Linked DNA regions of Homo sapiens: region 2 is linked to region 1. The links are chromatin loops, found by intact Hi-C in ENCODE. Cell type or tissue: PC-3. All regions are shown on one strand. Each heading gives the region's core, and the rest is flanking DNA. Links, peaks and the distances in the headings are about the cores only.

Evidence for each region. A loop is a pair of places that touch in the nucleus more often than their neighbours do. Peaks named below come from ENCODE experiments on the same cell type or tissue, not always from the same donor. Only the 100,000 strongest peaks of a DNase experiment are listed, where the experiment ranks them.
Region 2: it touches region 1 in a loop (9-fold over the local background); 2 of 110 quality-filtered maps call a loop at or near these places.

Annotation. Positions count from the first base shown.
Region 1 is chr13:27,368,992-27,379,491 of GRCh38, forward strand. LOC105370126 (a long non-coding RNA gene) reads right to left here and starts at 5,793. Exons shown (of 5, transcript XR_941783.4): 1 at 5,594-5,793; 2 at 4,329-4,492; 3 at 2,862-2,946. RefSeq lists an enhancer at 4,708-5,907. In PC-3, for the core only: CTCF peaks have their summits at 5,823 (motif pointing right), 6,934 (motif pointing right) and 7,142; DNase peaks (open chromatin) are centred at 5,380, 5,850 and 6,900; H3K4me3 peaks cover 854 bases; H3K27ac peaks cover 1,703 bases.
Region 2 is chr13:27,660,374-27,669,549 of GRCh38, forward strand. It overlaps a transcript of POLR1D not described here. Among named protein-coding and RNA genes, the nearest start is that of POLR1D, 43 kb to the left of the region's middle. In PC-3, for the core only: a CTCF peak has its summit at 5,172 (motif pointing right); no DNase peak of the experiment used is centred there.

The DNA of each region.
Region 1 (10,500 bases), core at 4,680-7,179:
TGAGACTGAGGACACTGTCTAGGGTCCACTATCCAAATAATGACAATGGGGAAGGGGTGAGAGTAGGGGTGTTATTGACAGATGGATATGAGTTCATTTATTCATTCAACAAACCTTCACTGGAGGCCTGCTGAATGCCAGGCATCATGCTGCCTAACTCTTAGCTGTGCCACTCACCCAACAGCGGCCATGGGGTGGGTTTGGACTGGTTCCTTAAGCCCCAAGCCACGGCTGCCTCACCTGAAACAAGGCAGACAATGCCACCTCCGGGTTTCTGTGAGGGCTTTATGAAAACTGTCACAGGGCCGGCACTCGGTAGTGCTCAATACATTTTTGTTTCTTTTTTCCTTTGGGCCCAACACAAGGGAGGCAGTTTGGGAGTCTAATGTAGATTCATGAACCCTCAATTTGTTAGTCAAATGGACTTTGTAGAGACCTAGGCACCCTCTTACACTTATCAGGGTATAAAAAACAAGTCCTCTCACCCCGCTCCATATCTTTGAAAAGTTTACTTTAGCTGGGCAAACACTAGGTATCAAAGAAACAAATAAGAGAAACACAAAAGTTTAGTTATTCCAGGTGGGAGTTAATTAGACAACTAAAGTCATCAAATGGCGTCTGGACTGTCAAGTTTTAGGATAACTCAGTGGGAGTAGTCTTGCGTTAGGAATCAGGAGACCTGATTCTGACCCCAGCCAGGGTCACCGCTTACTTACAAAAGCAAAGAGAGTGACTTTGGACTTCACCTCCCTGGCTCTTGCAAACTTCTCTTTATCTGAACAAGGAGGGGTTCTAAGGCACCGGAGGGTCTAAGAGCCATCCATCCCTTCCCCACTTTCCTCCTTCCAGAACATCCCCTGAGTACCTCCTGTGAAACTGTGGCCAGTAAGAAGTGACTGGTCCACAACAGAACTCACATGGAGGGCGAGGCGGGGAAGACACATGCGGATGCTGGAGTTGTCATTTCTATTCTGGCTGTGACATAGGAAGCTCTTAAAATGACATCACTGTTCTGTGAACCCAAACTAGGACCAAGAATCTCTGTTAGTGTTTTTCTTATGGCTTTCAGTTCTGTTCTATTGTAAAAAAAAACAAAACAAAACAAACCCCGCCCCTCCCCCCCCAAAAAAACCCAAAGCAAACCAAAACAAAAAATGATGAGGAGGACAGAGATGCCACAAAGAGCTTCCTGGGGCAGAAGAATCATCACAGATACAGTTAGGGTCACATTGCTGGGCAAGCGTCAGCACCACAATAGAGATTTTTTTTTTTATTGCAGTAAAATATACATAACATAAAGGTCACCATCTTAACCATTTTAAAGTGGCATTAAGGACATTGGCACTGTTGTGCAACCATCACCACCATCCACCTCCAGAATTTTTTACATCTACCCAAATTGAAACTGCACCCATTAAACAACAACCCCCGCCCCCCTGCCCCTGGTCACCACCGTCCCACTTCCTGTCTGTGAATCTGTTGCTAGATGCCTCACATGAGCAGATTCCCATAGTGTTTGTCATGAACGGAATTGCATAGAGTTTGTTATGAGCAGATTTGCATAGTTTTTTGTCATGAGCAGAATCACATAGTGTTTGTCATGAGCATAATTGCATAGTGTTTGTCATGAGCAGATTCACATAATGTTTATTGTGAGCTGATTTGCATAGCATTTGTCACGAGCCGATTTGCACAGTATTTGTCATGAGCAGAATCGCATCGCATTTGTCATGAGCAGAATCACATCATATTTGTCATGAGTGGATTTGCATAGTGTTTGCTGTGAGCGGAATCACATAGTGTTTGCCGTGAGCGGAATCGCATAGTGTTTGTCATGAATGGATTCGCATAGTATTTGTCATGAGCAGATTTGCATAGTATTTGCCACGAGTGGAATCACATCATATTTTTCATGAATGGATTCGCATAGTGTTTGCTGTGAGTGAAATCGCATAGTATTTGCCGTGAGCAGCATCGCATAGTGTTTGCCGTGAGCGAAATCGCATAGTGTTTGCCGCGAGCGGCATCACATAGTGTTTGTTGTGAATAGATTCACATAGTATTTGTCATGAGTGGAATCACATCGTATTTGTCATGAGTGGAATCGCATAGTGTTTGCTGTGAGTGAAATCGCATAGTGTTTGCTGTGAGTGAAATCGCATAGTGTTTGTCGTGAATGGATTCACATAGTATTTGTCATGAGTAGAATCACACAGTATTTGTCATGAGCGGGTTTGCATAGTATTTGCCATGAGTGGAATTGCATAGTATTTGCCATGAGCAGAATCGTATAGTATTTGTCATGCTGTGACGGTAGCCGTGTTCCTTCTGCTGAGTGTGGGAAGGAGGACTGAGTCCACCTGCAACTGAGGCTCCGACCAGACCAAGCCATCCATGGGGAAGGAATTAATCTGTTTGAAGGTTGCTGCTCTACGTTATCCCAACAGCATCAGCCCAAAAGTCAGCCTCAGGGAATGTGGGCTGTTGCCATGGAGATTCTGCCCAGGGGTCACCTCTGTGGTCCACGGAAAGAAAAGGTTCTGGCGGCAAACCCTTTCCTTAGTCCTGGGGCCTCTAAGTGACCCCTTCAAGTCTGAAAACCCATCCTGCCCTCTCTGAGCCTTGCAGGTGGTGCTCTCTCTGCCCGTACCCTTCACCCTTGCTTGCCTGGCCAGTCCTCCCCACCCAAGAAGGCCTGATTTAGCTGTTGCTTCCTGCAGTAGCATCCTATGAGCTTTGGTGCCACCTCAGTTACCTCCATGGAATTCCTTATGACAAAAAATTGTCCCTTTACTGATCAGTCTCCCCCAGCAGAGCATAGGCTCATTTTGGGCAGGGGCAACTGCTTCTTCACCACTCACCTCTGAGCCTGGCAAGGGCAGACAGCTGTTTCAGGTCAGGCCCCTCACTGGAGTGAGGGCTGGAGGGCGGGCACTCAGGGGGAATCTGCAGGGAGGAGAGGGAAGTTATCCAGGGAAAAGCTAAGCAAAATTGTGGCTTCAGATGAGTCTAACCTGACCTGATTCCCCTGAAGAGTTCTGGTACCTGAATGCACCACAGAGTTGTCCCGCCATGCGTTGGGGGCCAGGTTTTTGCACCTGTATGAGTCAGTCATTGGGTACAACCTTCCAGGCATAGCCAGGTGGTACAATGCCCTTTGCAGAGGGCAGCTCTCTGGGAAGTCGGCAGCTGTGTCTGCAGCCGGCACTCACACACCTGGCGGGGGGGGGGGGGGGGAGGTGGGAACCAAGATCATCTACTACAGCACAGGTGAGTACTTGTTCAATGAATGCTTGTCAATAGTAATGATGAAAACAAAATTAGCTGCTAATGATGAAAACAAAATTAGCTGCTGACGTTCACTCTGTGCCAGCCCCTGTGCTCTTTTGCTTACACCGTTTCATTCAGTCTCTACCACAACCCTATGAGGTAGGTGCCAATTGTATGAGGAAATTGATGTCCCACAGAGCTGAGTGATTTGCCCAAGATGCACAGCTAAAGGCTGGCAATGTCCAGGCTCAAACCTGGATCTCCTTGCCTTGATCCCAGATGATAGGCATGAATGTTAAAGTCCAGGAAGCACTGTAGGGGAAAGGACATTGAGACTTTTTCCCTTCCTCTCTCTCTGAAAACAACTTTTGCTTGTGTTATTTCCTTTCGCCAGCTTACTTCTGTGCGATGTGGGCCTGTGTTAACCTGCGAGGTTGTTAAACTGGTAAAAACATTTAAACAACACCTTGATCAAGCGCCGCCTCCTCCTAAGTAGCCTTCACCTTTCCTTCTGCAAAGCTGTCCCCTTAAATACCAAAGGTGTCAAATGGCTGCAGGTTGACTTCCTCTTGGGTCTCCACAGACAGAGTCATTGACACAGGTAGACTTAGAGTCAATGAGAGAGCAACCCTTACATCCCTGGACTGCTCCTCTATTTCTGCACTTCGGCCCATGGAAACGTCCTGGTCAATACTTCCTTGCTGCTTTATCTTTCAGAGGTCCCAGGCCACCACAGTATTTGTCCTAATTAGAGTCAGTTTGCTTTGCAAACCACACTCAAGCTCTCCTAGACACCGAGCAGCTGCTCCTCTGACGTCCCCACCGGAGCCCTTGTTTGCATTGTATGTTGTCAGCAAACAGACCGCCTTGAACAAGCCACTTGGGAGCGCTCCTCACCCGGGACCGGAGCAGCAGGCACATGGAAAACTCTTCCAGCTTTTCCTTAACAGACGGCTACCTTGCTTCATCATTTCAAAAAATGACAGCAAGAAATAAAGCACTCATACAAACACGTAAAAAGAGGTCATGGAGAGTGGAAAGAACAGTAATATACCCACCAAGGAGCAGCCTCTTAGCCCTTGCTCTCCCAGAACATGTCTTTCTCGGTAGGAAGAAGTTTAGCAGAGGATTATGGAGATGGTCTCAGCAACAAGACTGCCTGGATTTCCATCCTAGTTCCTGCCCCAGGTGGCTTAACCTCTCTGCAGTTCCGTTTCTTCACCTGTAAAATAGGGATAAGAATTCTGTTGGAAGAATTAAATAAGCTAAGAAGTATGGAGTACTTGGAACAAGGTCTGGTACACGATAGACTCTCTCTAAATAGTAGAATTTATTTGTCTTTCTGCTGTCTAAAAGCACTGAGTGATGAGGTTGTTGGCATTGGTGGTGGTGTGTTATTTCCAGAGTAAGGTCCTTCCAGGCAGGACATCAGCAGGGTGAAATGCTTGTCAGTACCTCTACTTCACAGATGTAGCAGAGACTTTGGCTGGAACAGGAAGACAGTTTCTGACGGAGAGAGGCTGAGGAGCGCTAACAGCTGGCTGCCCCAGGCCTCTGGCTCTGCGCTCACTTCTGTTGTATTTATCCCAGTTGAATTTACCCCATCCTTCCCCATCACATCCCAGGGACCATTTCCAGACCAGCAAGACAGTATGTGTCTGTATATCCCACCGTTCCTATATTTGTGCAGCTCAGAGGGTTTCCTCATACATTCTCTTGTTCCATCTTGCAGGTACCAGGTGGATACTTGAGTGCTAAGCTGGTTGTCCTTGGGCCCTTCATGCCAGGCTCCCAGAGGCCCTGCACTCTGAACATCAGGCAATGCCTCTCTATGATACATAGCTTTAATCAGCAGCAAAATAAAATGGGGCTCATTGAATAAGGCTTACAAAGATGATGAGCTCCTGCCTGGGTTTGCACTGCCTGCTGTGCGGACGAGCCGCATCTGTGGACTCCTCCTTAGTCAGACCAAGCTGCCATCTTTACCTTGGCTCCAAAGGTGACCTATGAGCTGCCACACCTACTCTAGGAATGCCCAGCAAAGTCCTGACTTGGCAACAGGGACCAGGGATAGAGACTTTGACACATCTCCGGTGACTCTTCTGGAAAGGAGTGGAAGATCTGCCGGTGAGCAATAGAAGCGTCACACCCCGGTTCCCAAACCCAGCCCTAGACATTCTGGTGCCAAGAGGTGTCACTTCCTGGCAAAGGTGAAGGGAGGGTCAGTTTCTCCCTGCTGTTCCTGATTCCATCAGCTCTTGACCCACAGAGCAAACATGTGCCCAGCCTCTGCAGCGACAACCAGGTGTTCTCCTGGACTCACCCTGGCCCAGATCCGCTCGGTGGAGTTGGCATCTGCTGTGAGCCTCCCATTTGATTTGACGGTTTCCATTTAGTAGGTATTTGTAGATGCAGCCAGTCCTTTGAAGAATTATTATGCTCATAAAGTGCAGAGAAAATGGTATAGCCCTGCCTACTTCTCAGTTTTCTGAGGCTCAGGAATCAGCACGTTGTTTTCCTGATTTCGCTCTAGGCTTTCTTCACTCCCGTAATGAGCAGTAGGGGTCACTGTGTAGCCACAGAACGCCTCCACGAGGCTCCAGAAATCTAACTCCACCTACCTCTGGGCTGGACCAGAACACTTGGATGAAACGGCCACGTCACCACATCTTCACAAAGTCAGGGGACACATTTAGCAGGATCTTTTCTGATTGAAATGATCAATGGCTATTTCTATGTTGCTGAAGTGAAAATGAATATAGTGGTTTGGGTTGGAATCACTATGTTGATATAATACATATATAGTGATATAAATGACTATATTGATATAAATGATATTGCCACCAACTCGTTATGCTCCTGAATTTCCTCAATTAGTTTGAAAATTGGTCCATTTTCCCCAAATAAGCTTAGAATACAGTTTTGTTTTGTTTTAGACAGAGTCTTGCTCTGTTGCACAAGCTGGAGTGCAGTGGTGCAATCTTGGCTCACTGCAACCTCTGCCTCCCGGGTTCAAGCGATTCTCCTGCCTCAGCCTCCCAAGTAGCTGGGATTATAGGCATATGCCACCACATCCGGCTAATTTTTATTTTTCGGAGAGATGGAGTTTCACCATGTTGGCCAGCCTGGATACGAACAGAATATACAGTTTTAATTGCATGTGTGTATATGTTTAGATACTGATAAGCAAACATTGTGTTAAAAACCAAGTATCGCATTATTCTGTTTTTTAAGACCTAGATTTATGGAAGATAAACATTAGAAAACAATATTCAGCAGTCTTGTTTCTAGTTTTAACATTGACCTAATGTGAAACAGAAGAAAATTTGGGATCAATAATAACACCACTTTGGTACCAACCACAGAACAAAAAAAGTTGAAAAAAAAAAAACAACCCACACCCTCAAAAGATAACAATGTAGTATGTACGAAAAAAGTGAGTAGAAATAAAATAAAATCAGATACTATGTGGGAAAGGGCTTTGTTGTCCATACATTGCCATAGTTGGCCCAGGCAAGGATAGTGGCAATTGAAACACTTTCTAAGATGCACAGCCCTGCAAGTCAGCTTTTGGCTGATTTCCTGGGTATTTAACTTGGAATTGGACAACGGCCCTGGCTGCTCCTCACAACCCCTACCACCTCTGTCCACCAGGGGGCTTCACTCTTTTCCGCTTGGATTCTCTTTACATCCTCCACCGGTCCCCAACTCCACTCACCCATCCCCCAGTAGATTCCCTCCACTCTCCCCATTTCCCTTCTTGTTTCCCACCTGGTCTACGATCTAGCCATTAAGGCTTCGGGGAGAAACATAGGAAAATCAGCACAGCCCACCAACTCCACTGCCTTGAAACTGCTTCTGCGTCTGTCGGCCCGCCTGCTTTCCACAGTACGGCAAATCCTGGGCGTTCAACAAATATTGTGGACCACCACTACACTAGAACCACCAAAGAAATATGATCAAGGCTGCACAAAGTAGTGCACTGAGGATCCACTGCTAATGAATTTGGAAAAATTAAAAGTCACAGGCCGGGCGCGGTGGCTCAAGGCTGGGCGCAGTGGCTCACGCCTATAGTCCCAGCACTTTGGGAGGCTGAAGCGGGTGGATCATGAGGTCAGGAGTTCGAGACCAGCCTGGGTAATTTGGTGAAACCCTGTCTCTACTAAAAATACAAAAATTAGCTGAGCGTGGTGGCACGTGCCTGTAGTCCCAGCTGCTTGGGAGGCTGAGGCAGGAGAATTGCTTGAACCCGGGAGATCGCAGTGAGCTGAGATGGAGCCACTGCGCTCCAGCCTGGTTGACAGAGCATGACTCTGTCTCAAAAAACAAAACAAACAAACAAAAAAACCACACACATTTAAACCGTTTTCTAGTGTCCAGTTCTGTAGTATTAGGTAGATTCCCACTGTTGTGCGACCATCACTACTAACCATTTCCAGGTCTCTGTTCACCCTGTGGAATGGAAACTCTGTAGCCATGGAACAACTCCCCATTCTGCAGTCCCTGGCAACCACCATTCTACTTTCTGTCCCTATGAATGTAACTACTCTAAGTCTTAAATGAGCCAAACTCATTAGCAGTCAATCCTCAATGCACTGCTTCATGCAGCTTTGATCATATTTCTTTGGTGGCCCCAGTGTAGTGGCGGTCCACAATATTTGTTGAATGCCCGGGATTTGCCACGCTGTGCCCGGCAGTCAGGTTGACAGATGCAGAAGCAGTTTCAATGCAGTGGAGTTGGTGGGCTATGCTGATTTTGCTGTGTTTCTCCCCAAAGCCTTACTACCTCGTGCGAGTGGACAAATACAGTATTTGTCCTTTTCTGACTGGCTTGCGTCACTTAATATCTTCAAGGTTCTTCATATTGTAGCACGTATCGGAATTTCCATCCTTTTTCAGGCTGAATAATGTTCCATTGTATGGACATTCCACATGTTGTTTATTCATTCATCCATTGATGGACACTTAAGTGGCTTTCACCTATTCACTGTTGTGAATAATGCTGCCATACACACATGGGTGTACAAACATCTATTTGAGTCTGTGCTTTCAGTTGAGTGTATACCTCAAAGTGGAATTGCTGGATCACATGGTAATTTTAAGTTTAATTTTTTTGAAGAATCATCATACCATTTTCCACAGTGGCTAAACCATTTTACATTCACACCAGGAATGTACAAGTGTTCCCATTTTAACAGCTCCTCAGCAACACTTGTTATTTTCTGTCTTTTGATAATAGCCATTCTAATGGGTGAAGTAGTTCCTTCATTTTTTGACTTCATACTTTTCTATTTCCTCTTTGCATGTCAACGGTTTTGTAATATCTTCTATAGAGTGTCAATTCAGTATTTCTTCTAGCACAGTGGTTGGGATTTATAAATATGTGACTTCACACAGCCATATTCACCATATATAGCACTACTATAGACTTCTGTCCTACAAACTCAGAAATCCTGATAAACACTTGACTTTGACTGTCATAAAAAATAAAAATAGTCCAGGCATGGTAACTCACACCTGTAATCCCAGCACTTTGGAAGGCTTAGGTGAGAGGATCACTTGAGCCTGGGAGTTTAAAACCAGCCTGGGCAACATAGTGAGACCTTGTTTCTACAAAAAAATTTAAAAATTAGCTGGGCATGGTGGCCCGTGCCTGTAGTCCCAGCTACTCAGCAGGCTGAGGCTGGAGCCCAGGAGGTCAAGGCTGCAATGGGCTGTGATCAAGACACTGCACTCCAGCCTGGGCAACAGAGTGAGACTGTGTCTCAAAGAAAAAAATGATTAAATAAATAAATAAATAAAAATACAATGCATTGGATTTATAATCATTGCGTTATTGAGTATATCCCTGAGGGAGAAACCTTCTGTTTAGACCCAGTGTCATTGAAGACTGGCTTCTCCACTAAAAATGTTACGCCTGTGATTAGAAGAGTGTTGTACCTTGGGCCTTGATGCTGGGAACACTGTGCAGGGGAAGCAAGCACATTCTGGAACCCATTCTTATAGCAGAACAGCTGGCAACAACTGTGCACAGAAGTGACTGCGAGCCACACAGATACGTCTCACTAACCCAAATTAAGTGTATCCCTATTCAACTTTCTCTTAGCAGGATCCCAAAAATGCCTGTGCCCATTCCAATGCCACCCAATACTAGGGGCATTGTGTGTGTTCTTTTTCTTACTGATCTGTGGCTGTTCTTTATATATTACGAATATAAGTCCTTATCATTTTTATGTATTACAAATATAGTGTTGAACTGTGTGGCTTGCCTTTTCACTCTTTTTTTTTTTTTGACAGAGTTTTGCTCTTGTTGCCCAGGCTGGAGTGCAATGGCACAATCTTGGCTCACTGCAACCTCCACCTCCTGGGTTCAAGCAATTCTCCCGTCTCAGCCTCCCTAGTAGCTGGGATTACAGGCGCCCGCCACCATACCCAGCTAATTTTTTTGTATTTTTAGTAGAGACAGGGTTTCACCATGTTGGCCAGGCTGGTCTTGAACTCCTGACCTCAGGTAATCCACTCTCCTCGGCCTCCCAAAGTGTTGGGATTATAGGTGTGAGCCACTGCGCTTGGCCTGCCTTTTCACTCTCTTAATTGTGTTTTTGATGAACAAAAGTTCCTAATGTTAATATAGTTCAACTTATCTGTTTTTTTTTGTTTTTTTTTTTTATGGTTAGGGATTTCAGTGTCCTGTTTAGGAAGAGTTTTCTCTCACCTCAAGACCAGGAAGATATTTTCCTATTTTCTTCTAGAAACTTTATTCGTTTACCTTTCACATTTAGATGACCAATCCATCTGCAACTGATTTTTGTATATGGTATGAGATGGGGCCAAAATTTATTTTAAAAAAAGAAATACCAATAGCCAATTTCCCTAATACCAATTATGAAGACCATTTTTTCCTCTGTCCTCTGAGCTTCAAGTTTTGTCATAAATCCAGTTTTGTCTATGTATGTGTGGATTTATTTCTGGACTCTTTGGGTTTTTTGTTTGTTTTTTGAGACAGAATCTGGCTGCACACCCGGGCTGGAATGCAGTAGTGTGATCATGGCGCACTGCAGCCTTGACCTGTGCTCAAGCAATTCTCCCATCTCAGCCTCCCAAATAGCTAGGACTACAGGCACATGCCACTACGCCTGCATTTATTTATTTTTTATTTATTTATTTATTTTTTGTAAAGACAGGATTTCACCATATTGCCCAGGCTGATCTTGAATTCCTAGGCTCAAA
Region 2 (9,176 bases), core at 3,762-6,261, 290 kb after region 1:
GAATGGATTTGTCCATAGAATAAAAGAACGCATTGAAGTGCACTGCATGGAAACTTGCTTCCATGACTCCAAGGTGTCTATTCCCTAACCATAAAAATAATTCTTATTTCCCACTACCTGTTCGACTTCACACATCTCAGAGTCAGGCATGTTTAAGGGACTCTCCACCTTTGTCCTTGGCTGTGTTGGTGACTCTCCTGGGCTCCTGAGTGGCCAGCTGTTCTCAGCAGACCTGTCACTGTGTGTGCATCTGCTGCTTCATGCCTGTCCTGGATGAGGAGCCTTAGCCACAGCGTGCTGACAAGCTTTTCACCTGCGGTTTCTTTCTTGACTGCTCTGTTAATTGGCCATCTGGTTGGACTGCAGTGAGTCTTTCTCTGCTCCACTCTCTCTGCCCCTTTCCAGACTCCCTGCTTCCAGTCTGGCTCCGCATCTTACTAGCTTGGGATGTGGATAGGCGCTGTACCTTTTTTCTTTTCTTTCCTTTCGGATGACGGCTGTGGAGATGAAATGAGGCAACATTGGTAATGGAATAGCACAAGGTAATTGTGTCTTCAACGTACCCTGTTGGCTGGCGATCCTGTGTCACTCTCAGATAGGTCCTATTCAGGAAATATTTTAGAAGCAAAAGGTAGCAGGTCTAAATCTGTGGAAAGTTAGATACTACTACCTCTATCCTTCAGCAAGAGAGACAAAAAAGATGAAAAGCTTATAATTCTAGCCCCAGTGAGTCTTCATCTCTCCAGTGGCAGATTCTTGAGCAGTCAGCCTTTCCCATGGCATGTGGAACCCTTCCATCACAGCCTCTGAGCCCACAGGTTTCAAAGTGAAGGAAATTGCTTTCCTTTTAAAGTTTAACCTGGATAGAATGCCAGATCTCAAATCTGACATTGTGTCATGGGTACTTTCCAAAGCAGATTTAACCAGTCTCATGATATTTAGGGTTTATATCCATTTATGTTGTTAGCACCTTAAATCTGGCTCTTACCATGTGAGCTAGCATAACTTTCTAGAAACAAAAATAAACTAAATATAAAAATAACTAGCCAGGGTGAGAAAGTCGCCCCCCAGGTCAGAGCTAAGACAGGAAATCAGCTGCCCTGTCCTGTGGCCTCCTCCAGTCCTTCCCCCAGCACACCTTTTGGGCATAGACAGTGACAGACAGTGCAGACACAGCAGGCAGCCGTGGCCTATGATCTTATGCTCAATTTCAGGGCTCAGATGGTTACCCTAAAGCTGATACGAGAAAAGCCAGGAATGGTGGAGTGTCTAATGCCAGTTTATCATGTCATCTCAAATACTGTGGAAGATCGGGGGAGGCGGGAAATGGCAGTAAGAAATAATTTCCTAATGTGATGAATGAGAAGAGTGAACTTTTCTAAAGAGTTAATGTACAGAGCATGAGCAGAGGATCCTAAAACTGGAAGGGACTCTAGAGATCACCCACCTACTTCAACCGTTAGTTTTACGTCTGAGGACAGAGGCCTAGAGGGTTTGTGGAACAGTTGGAAATACAAATGATAAGCTCAAAGGTAGTATGTAGTAGCCTCTTGATCCCGGTGGCAATGGAGAATTGAGATAGCCGGGAATCTGAAACTTCTACAAATACAAATCTAACCATGTTAAAAGTACCAAAACTTTTAAATTTTAACCCTTTTTTTGGAAACTTATGTAAAATGTCTCATTAACTTTTAATGATGGCTTACTTTTTTCTTAATCTTTTCTTTCATAGAGATTCTACTCTGTTCTTGATTAACTTATTATCACAGGTGATTTGAGGCTTTGGGATATCTTGAGTTGCCATCTTGCAAAAATTCCGGATGTATTAGCCTATTTGAGAGCTATGTGTACTCTTTCTCATGAAGAGAGAGTAAAATAATATATGTCCACCATCCTTTTTCTAAAACCTTTGTATCCAAATAAGTCTCTAATTTTAGATATTTTTACATTTTAGAAAGGTATTACAGCACAGATAGCATGTACTAGACACCCCCCCCACCACTACTCTGTACTTGTTCAACATGGTATCATTTCTTCAGCAAAACATGAATGTTTATATTAAATGGGATAAAGACTATATAAATAGCCCAAAGTCAGGTCAGATCAAGTTTTGCTGCCAAACAAACTTTGGTGTCATAAAAATAACTTGGTTTTAATAGGTTTTTAAATTTTGGAATTAGGGATAAGAAATTGTGGACCTGTAGGTAACATTTGTTGCAGTTTGCTGTATGCCAGATACCATGCTAAATGCCTTATACATTATCTCATTAAATCCTCACAATAACTTTATAAGGTAGATACGTCTGTTATTCCCATTTTGCAAGTGGGGGAAACGAATGCAAAGAGGAGTTAAGTAACTTGCTTGTGATCACACAGCTAATTAAATAGTAGGCTGTGAACCAAAACTGAAATTAACCAAATGCCTTTATGTGTCAGGCATTGTTCTGAGTACTTTACATGTTCTAATTCATTTGATCTGCATGCAACCCTTTAAGATAGTCGCCATTATTATCCCCACTTAACAGCTAAGAGGCAGCAGGGAGATTACATAACATGCCCAAAGTCCAGTCTGTTAGTGTGATTCCAGAGCATGTGTGCCCAGCCACTGTCTCATGTAGTGTGATTTCTTAGCAATGAAACAACCAACTGTGAGATTCAGCAAAATTAATTTCTACCTTAAAGGCCAGAGAAGCTCTCCCCACTGATTCCCTCAGACATTGGTTTTGATGTTGCCGTCCTTAGACTTGGATCTATTCTGTGCAGATTTTGGAATTTCTTTATATAAAATGATTTACTATATGTACCTTCACATCTGCTTGCAACTACTGTATCTCATTGCCCTGCCCTATTTATTAGTAGAGTGTGAATGAGCACTTGTCATCACTTCTAAAATGTGTACTGGCATGCCTGGGAGATGTCTGACTTTCAAACCCCACCTCCACCCCACCCCAGTAAACCAAGATCTCCTCAGGCCACCCTTGGCTATTTACCTAGAATAGAATCCCAGGCATAACCAACATTAAAAAACTGCATCTCTGATGTTAAAAGAGATGTAAATGCCAGTTTTCTTGTGGAATTATTCTATAAAACCATCTCATTCTCTGGCTAACTCTTTGGGTCACTATGTTGAGTCAGTGGGTTACACTAGCAGTTGGAAGATAGGTGCAGTCCCCTCTGCCTCTTGGCGTGAATGCTGCAGTTAGTAGCAGGGCTTTGCTCACCTCGAGGAAGCATTTGGTTTTAAAGATGATCTGACATTGAAAACAGCAAAATAGAGTGGAATTCACCAGTAGTTACCAAAGGTTTTGTTCTGAGATCCTGGATTACCATCACGTCTGGGAAAAGTACCCTTCCTTGTTGTTTAATGCAGAGAAGAACTGGCCAGTTTACCACCACTGAGATGGCCCACTTCAGTGAAAAGACCCCAGAATTCTTCTGTTGCTGGACATGTTTCACCAGCTACTCCTAGCCCTATATATCCAAGAGACATATGTAGTTCATTTGTCTATAAAAAAGATTTTGCTCTTGTAGTAAGCACCAGGCCACCATTGCCAAAGACAGGCCCTCTAAGCTTTTTACTCTCTGTGATGGAGGGTAGTTTTTCCTGTAGGCTGTCTGTGTTATGCTGTTTTGGAACATGCCAGTGTTTAATACTGTTCTGAATCATTGCTGAGTTTGCAACTGCAGTGGGTCAAGTGTCTTCACCAAAGCAACGCCTGCATTCAGTAGTACCCTGTCAGACCCTGCAGGAGAACTCGGCTTGCCTCTCATCACGTGCCTGTCTTCCCGCACAGGAATGTCCTAATGCCAGCGTGCCCCCAGGAGGTAGAAATGTCTTTACCTTGAGACTACTAAGGCAGCGTAATGCTGGTGTACCTTTTCTGGAAGCTCTGTGAAGCTCTATAGTTCGTACTTGCAGAACTGTTTTTTCTTTGTTTTTGCCTTTCTTCTTTGCCCTTCGTCTCATTCACTGTGGCTTCTAAACTCCAGAGCTGTCACCACCTCTGAATGTTCCCACTATTTCTGTTGCACTCCACTGTCCTTTTCTTAAATTTTCTAATTTTCCACTGTCCTTTTCTAAGTTTCTCCTTGTTCTAGTTCATTCCTTTGTCACTTTTCTGGCCTGACCATTTTTCTCAGATATTTTCTCTGTCCTTGTAGGCTCAAGAGCTACCTATTTGCAGCAGGAGGTATTTTCTTGTTTTTCTTCCTTTTACTTCCAGATTCAGTGCCATTTTGGTTTTCTGAGATGGTCTGACCTCTGTGAGTGAGGCTATGCTAATGCCTGACTGCTTATACTTCACCTGTACAGTACTAGTCCACACAATTCCTATGTGGAGTGTTGTTGGCTTGATTTTGAAGTATTGTTTGGGGTTCTCTGTAAATCAAAGTTTTATAGAAATGTGGCTATTCTACATTCGTTTTTGTTTAATACCAGCCACCCTGAATAACATGATTTTGAGAATCAGCATACTCCTAAAGTAGCCCATCATATGGCAGACACCTCAAGGCTAAGAGAAATATGAACGTTCTCATTTGTATAGGGTCATCTTTTTGAAAATGAAAGATTTATTAACACCTGAAAAAGATAATACATAGTATATAAGTAGATCTAAGCACATTAATTAGCAATTTGATTGGTTGCAGCCTCTCCTAGGTAAACTTGAATCATGAAGGTACTGAAATATATCCTGCACAGAAATTCACCAGGGCAGGAGATTGAGTAAAGTGCTCCTCCACAGAGCATAGCCTGGCATCCTGAAATAGAAGTGTAAGAATTTTTTTAAGTAAAAGATTATTGCATATTTATGGATTCTTTACACAATTTTTTTATTCTATAGTAGATCCTTTAGCTCCTGTATTTAATATACAGCAGAATATACTTTTTAGTTTCCTTGGAAAGGAACAGTTTTCACTGTCTGGTAATAAAACGCAAGATGCAATAAATTTAATCCAAAATAAGTTACAGTAAAATAGGGCACTTACTAGTTTGAAAGAAAATATTAAATGATTCTGTTAGTTCACAGTGTGGTCAATACCTGTACATATGAACTTCAGTAGGAAATTTAGTCCCAGGAAGGAAGAAAGGTTTAAAGTGTTCCAGCCAGTCTTGTCTCAAGAATTCCAATCGTCTTTTTTTTTCCTCCCTGGTACTCAGAGTTTACACTAGGTGGCATGCAAGGAAAGCTAACAAATTCAGAAACTCGATTCTGTGGGAGCAGGATTCTTTGGTACTAATCACGATAGTGGGTCCAGCTTTGGAGTTAACCATTTGATTTGTGATGGTTTTTCTTTTCTCCTCCCCACCCCAGGATGAAGTGTCCTCTTGCTAGCACCAATAAAAGATTTCTAATTAACACAATTAAAAACACATTGCCCTCTCATAAAGAGCAAGACCATGAACAAAAAGAGGGCGATAAGGAACCAGCGAAGAGCCAGGCCCAGAAAGAAGAAAACCCGAAGAAACACAGAAGCCATCCTTACAAGCACAGCTTCCGCGCTCGAGGTTCCGCCAGTTACTCCCCGCCACGAAAGCGGAGCAGCCAGGACAAGTACGAAAAGCGGTCCAACCGGCGGTGAGGCTGGAACCAGGGCCAGCCAGCCCTGCGGGCCTCCGTGCTCCTTCGGGGTGCGGTGTGCGGAGAAGGCCTGAGCTGGCAGGGCAAACACCTGAGAGTGACTTTGACATTAGGTCCTTTGTTGTTTTTAAAGAGGCTGCTGGCCACAGGCAAAAAAAATGACCTAGCAACTCTTGAGGAAACAAGTGCAAAGGAGGATGTCTTGGCAAGTTTAAGCTACTTCTGCAGTGTAGTAGACTTACATATTGTTGTTTATCTTGTTTGGAAGTGTGTTTCAAAATAAACATGTCTAGAATTTAAAGTTTTCAGAGATTGTTAAAACTGGTTCCAATTTTTTGGTCATTTCTCAGAAAAATAAAATACTTATAAATCCTATATTTTACTTTTTGGGGGTATTACATTTAAAATTTAGAAATCATCAGTCCAGTGACCATATTTATGAAAAGCTGTAGCCCTCCAAGGTCTGGGAATTTATCGAGAAGCTCTTTGATAGCTCTGCATTTGTTTTCCCTTAGGTGAACAATGTAGGAAATCCTCAAAGTGGCTTTGAATTTAATGCTCCACTTCAGTTACCAGAGGTTAAAAATGGGTTTTGTTGTTTCCTGTGCATTCTCAAACTCATTTATTAGATAGAACAATCTTTCTATATTTAATTTTTTTAATATATAGGTCTTAAGTGGTGCTTTAAAAAGAACCCTCACAAGTTAAAAATTAAGAGTTGTTTCAGTGCTAGATCTTACCAGCTAAAGACTTGTGATACCACTATATAGTATAGTTGTTCCAGAAATCTTCATTTTAAATAGAAGTGTTTACAATGCCTTTTTTCCCCCAGTATTGGTTTTCAATACCTGTTTTCATATACAATTACAAACCTTTCAAACCTGTATTCCTTCTTTATACTCAGGAAAATGTCACCAAGCACCCTCCTCCCCAGTTCACAAAAGGAAGAAGATGAAGATTCTGTCTCCCTGTTCCCCCTCCCCAGTTTTCCAAAGTGTCTGAGCATATGCCTGGCTGTCCTCAGATCATCACCATGCCACATCCCTGCTCCCTACTTCCTGGCAGCCAAGAAAAGCCCTTTCTACATGCTAGAAGGAAATACATCCAAAAAGTTAGCATTGGAGTGTTAGAAACTAGAATAGACCTCTCCGCCACCGAGCTGCTGTGTCACGCCCTCAGCCTGCTAGGGAGTGACAAGCCCAAGTCATTCTTGATCCACCCCTTCTCCCACCCCAGATCCCAGGGACTCATCCTGTGACTTTGTAACCACACTCATTCCTTTCAAACACAGAGGAGGAATTATTGCTTCATCTGACTTTATTCAAATCTAGTTATGTATTGGCCTAAATTATTTGTGCAAAATTTGAAATGTTTTTTATTTAAATATTAGAAATAGCACAAAGTCATGGAGTTTTTAAAAATTGTTATAATTAAGTAAAAATAAAGCTGAATTGTGTCATTTGTGTATGCATTCTGTATTTATTCATTATTTATTCATTTATTTTGTTTGAGAAGGAGTCTCGCTCTTTTCCCCCAGGCTGTAGTGTGATGGCACGTATCTCGGCCCACTGCAACCTCCGCCTCCTGGGTTCAAGCGATTCTCCTGCCTCAGCCTCCTGAGTAGCTGGGATTGCAGGTGTGCGCCAACATGTGCAGCTCATTTTTGTATTTTTAGTAGAGAGAGGGTTTCGCCACGTTGCCCAGGCTGGTTTCGAACTCCTGAGCTCCGGTGATCTGCCCGCCTCGGCCTGCCAAAGTGCTGGGATTACAGGCGTGGGCCACTGCACCCAGCCTTGCATTCTGTATTTATAACACACAGACAAGTTCATTATCCTTTAAAAGGGAATGACTGAAATGAACACATTTTTGTACTCAAAATTAAGGGAAGCTTTTTAGCCTAACTATACTTACCTTTCTTAAGTTGTGTTAAACGACAGTGGCCTACAAAACCATTTTCCCTTTTAAAAGCACTGTTCTATTTCAGAAAAGTTTATTGGAATCTTTAGGCTTCTATCAAGAGCAGCCATAATTTCCAGTCTAAAAATGTCAAGAGAAAATTATCTATTTTTTATTCCCTATGTATACAGTAGATGTTAGGGGAGGGATTGGTCATGAGATACATTCACCAGCCACCTCCTGTTTCTGTGGTTAACATACTGGCGCTGCCAAGAGCTCCCATCCGCCTGTGTTACTATCTGATCTCCATTGTAACTATATTTAGAGATCACAAAGCCTGGGATAGAGGTTAGAGAAACTGAATCTTAGTCCTGCCTCTGCTTCTGGCTAGCTTCAGGCCTTATCTGGGTCACTTTTCTGGACTGCATTTTTTCATCTGCAAACTAAGATGTTTGGAGTGAGTCTTTAACTTTCAATAGGTAAAGAAAGAAGTGCAAATAGCCCTAAATTTTAGGAACTGCGTTCCATGCTTCCACTAGAAACCATTAAGACTTAAACACAAATGCAACTTGACATAATTTTTTGTTTTATCTCATGTTAGAAAACAGCCTGTAAGAAATATAAGCAAAAAGCTATGGTTCCTAGCCATATCTGGTCACCTATTGGTGGCTAGTCTTTCTGAATCGCCCATTTATGAAGGGGGAGGGACTTAGGGTAGGTCCCTCTGAGTAGGCAGTTTATAAATTTTTATTTGGAAACACATGTTATAAATCTCAGTGGGTTTTACTTTAGGGCTCAGCAGGCTAAGCACTAAAGGACATTTCCTCAGAGCTGATTCTGGAAGATGGCTGTGGAGTTTTGAATTTCCCTGTGGACTTCTTTTTTGCTGAGAGGTTGGCAGGGGGGCAGGGGGCACATTGGCACATCTGCTTCAAAGCATAAAAAATGCTTTGGGGTAGCATTTATTCTTTCACTGATTATTCAAGTGACTTAGCATGGCACTTACATATTTATTTATTTTTTGAGATGGAGTCTCGCTCTGTTGCCCAGGCTGGAGTGCAAAGGCACGATCTCAGCTCACTGCAACCTCTGCCTCCCAGGATCAAGCAACTCTCCTACCTCAGCCTCCCGGGTAGCTGGGACTACAAGGCATGTGCCACCTGGCTAATTTTGTATTTTTAGTAGAGACGGGGTTTCACCATATTGGCCAGGCTGGTCTTGAACTCCTGACCTCAGGTGATCTGCCCACCTCGGCCTCCCAAAGTGCTGGGATTACAGGCGTGAGCCACAACACCCAGCCCATATTTTTACAATTAGTTACATATTCGTCATTCGTAGAGGTCATGCCATCACCTTAGAATCATAAAGAGTATCTGGTGGATAAGCAGTGCCTATTTAATAGACATTATATGAGGTGGGTTCCTGATGAAATGAAGCCTCATCACTTTCCTAAGGAGTGTTCTGTGTCCTGGGATCCAGTATAGAGGACTCCCCTCCCCAGAGGAGCTGAATCTAGGAAACCCATAAATATTCTCCCTATGAGGTGTTTGTAGGCTGTATTGGAACTGTGTGGACAGTAACAGTGATTGTCTATCACCTGTGGCCAAACACTGTTATATCTTTTACCTGTGTTCAGGTAGTTATCCCACAACCCTATGAAGAAGATGCTACTCACCTTCATTTTACAAATAAGGGAAACTG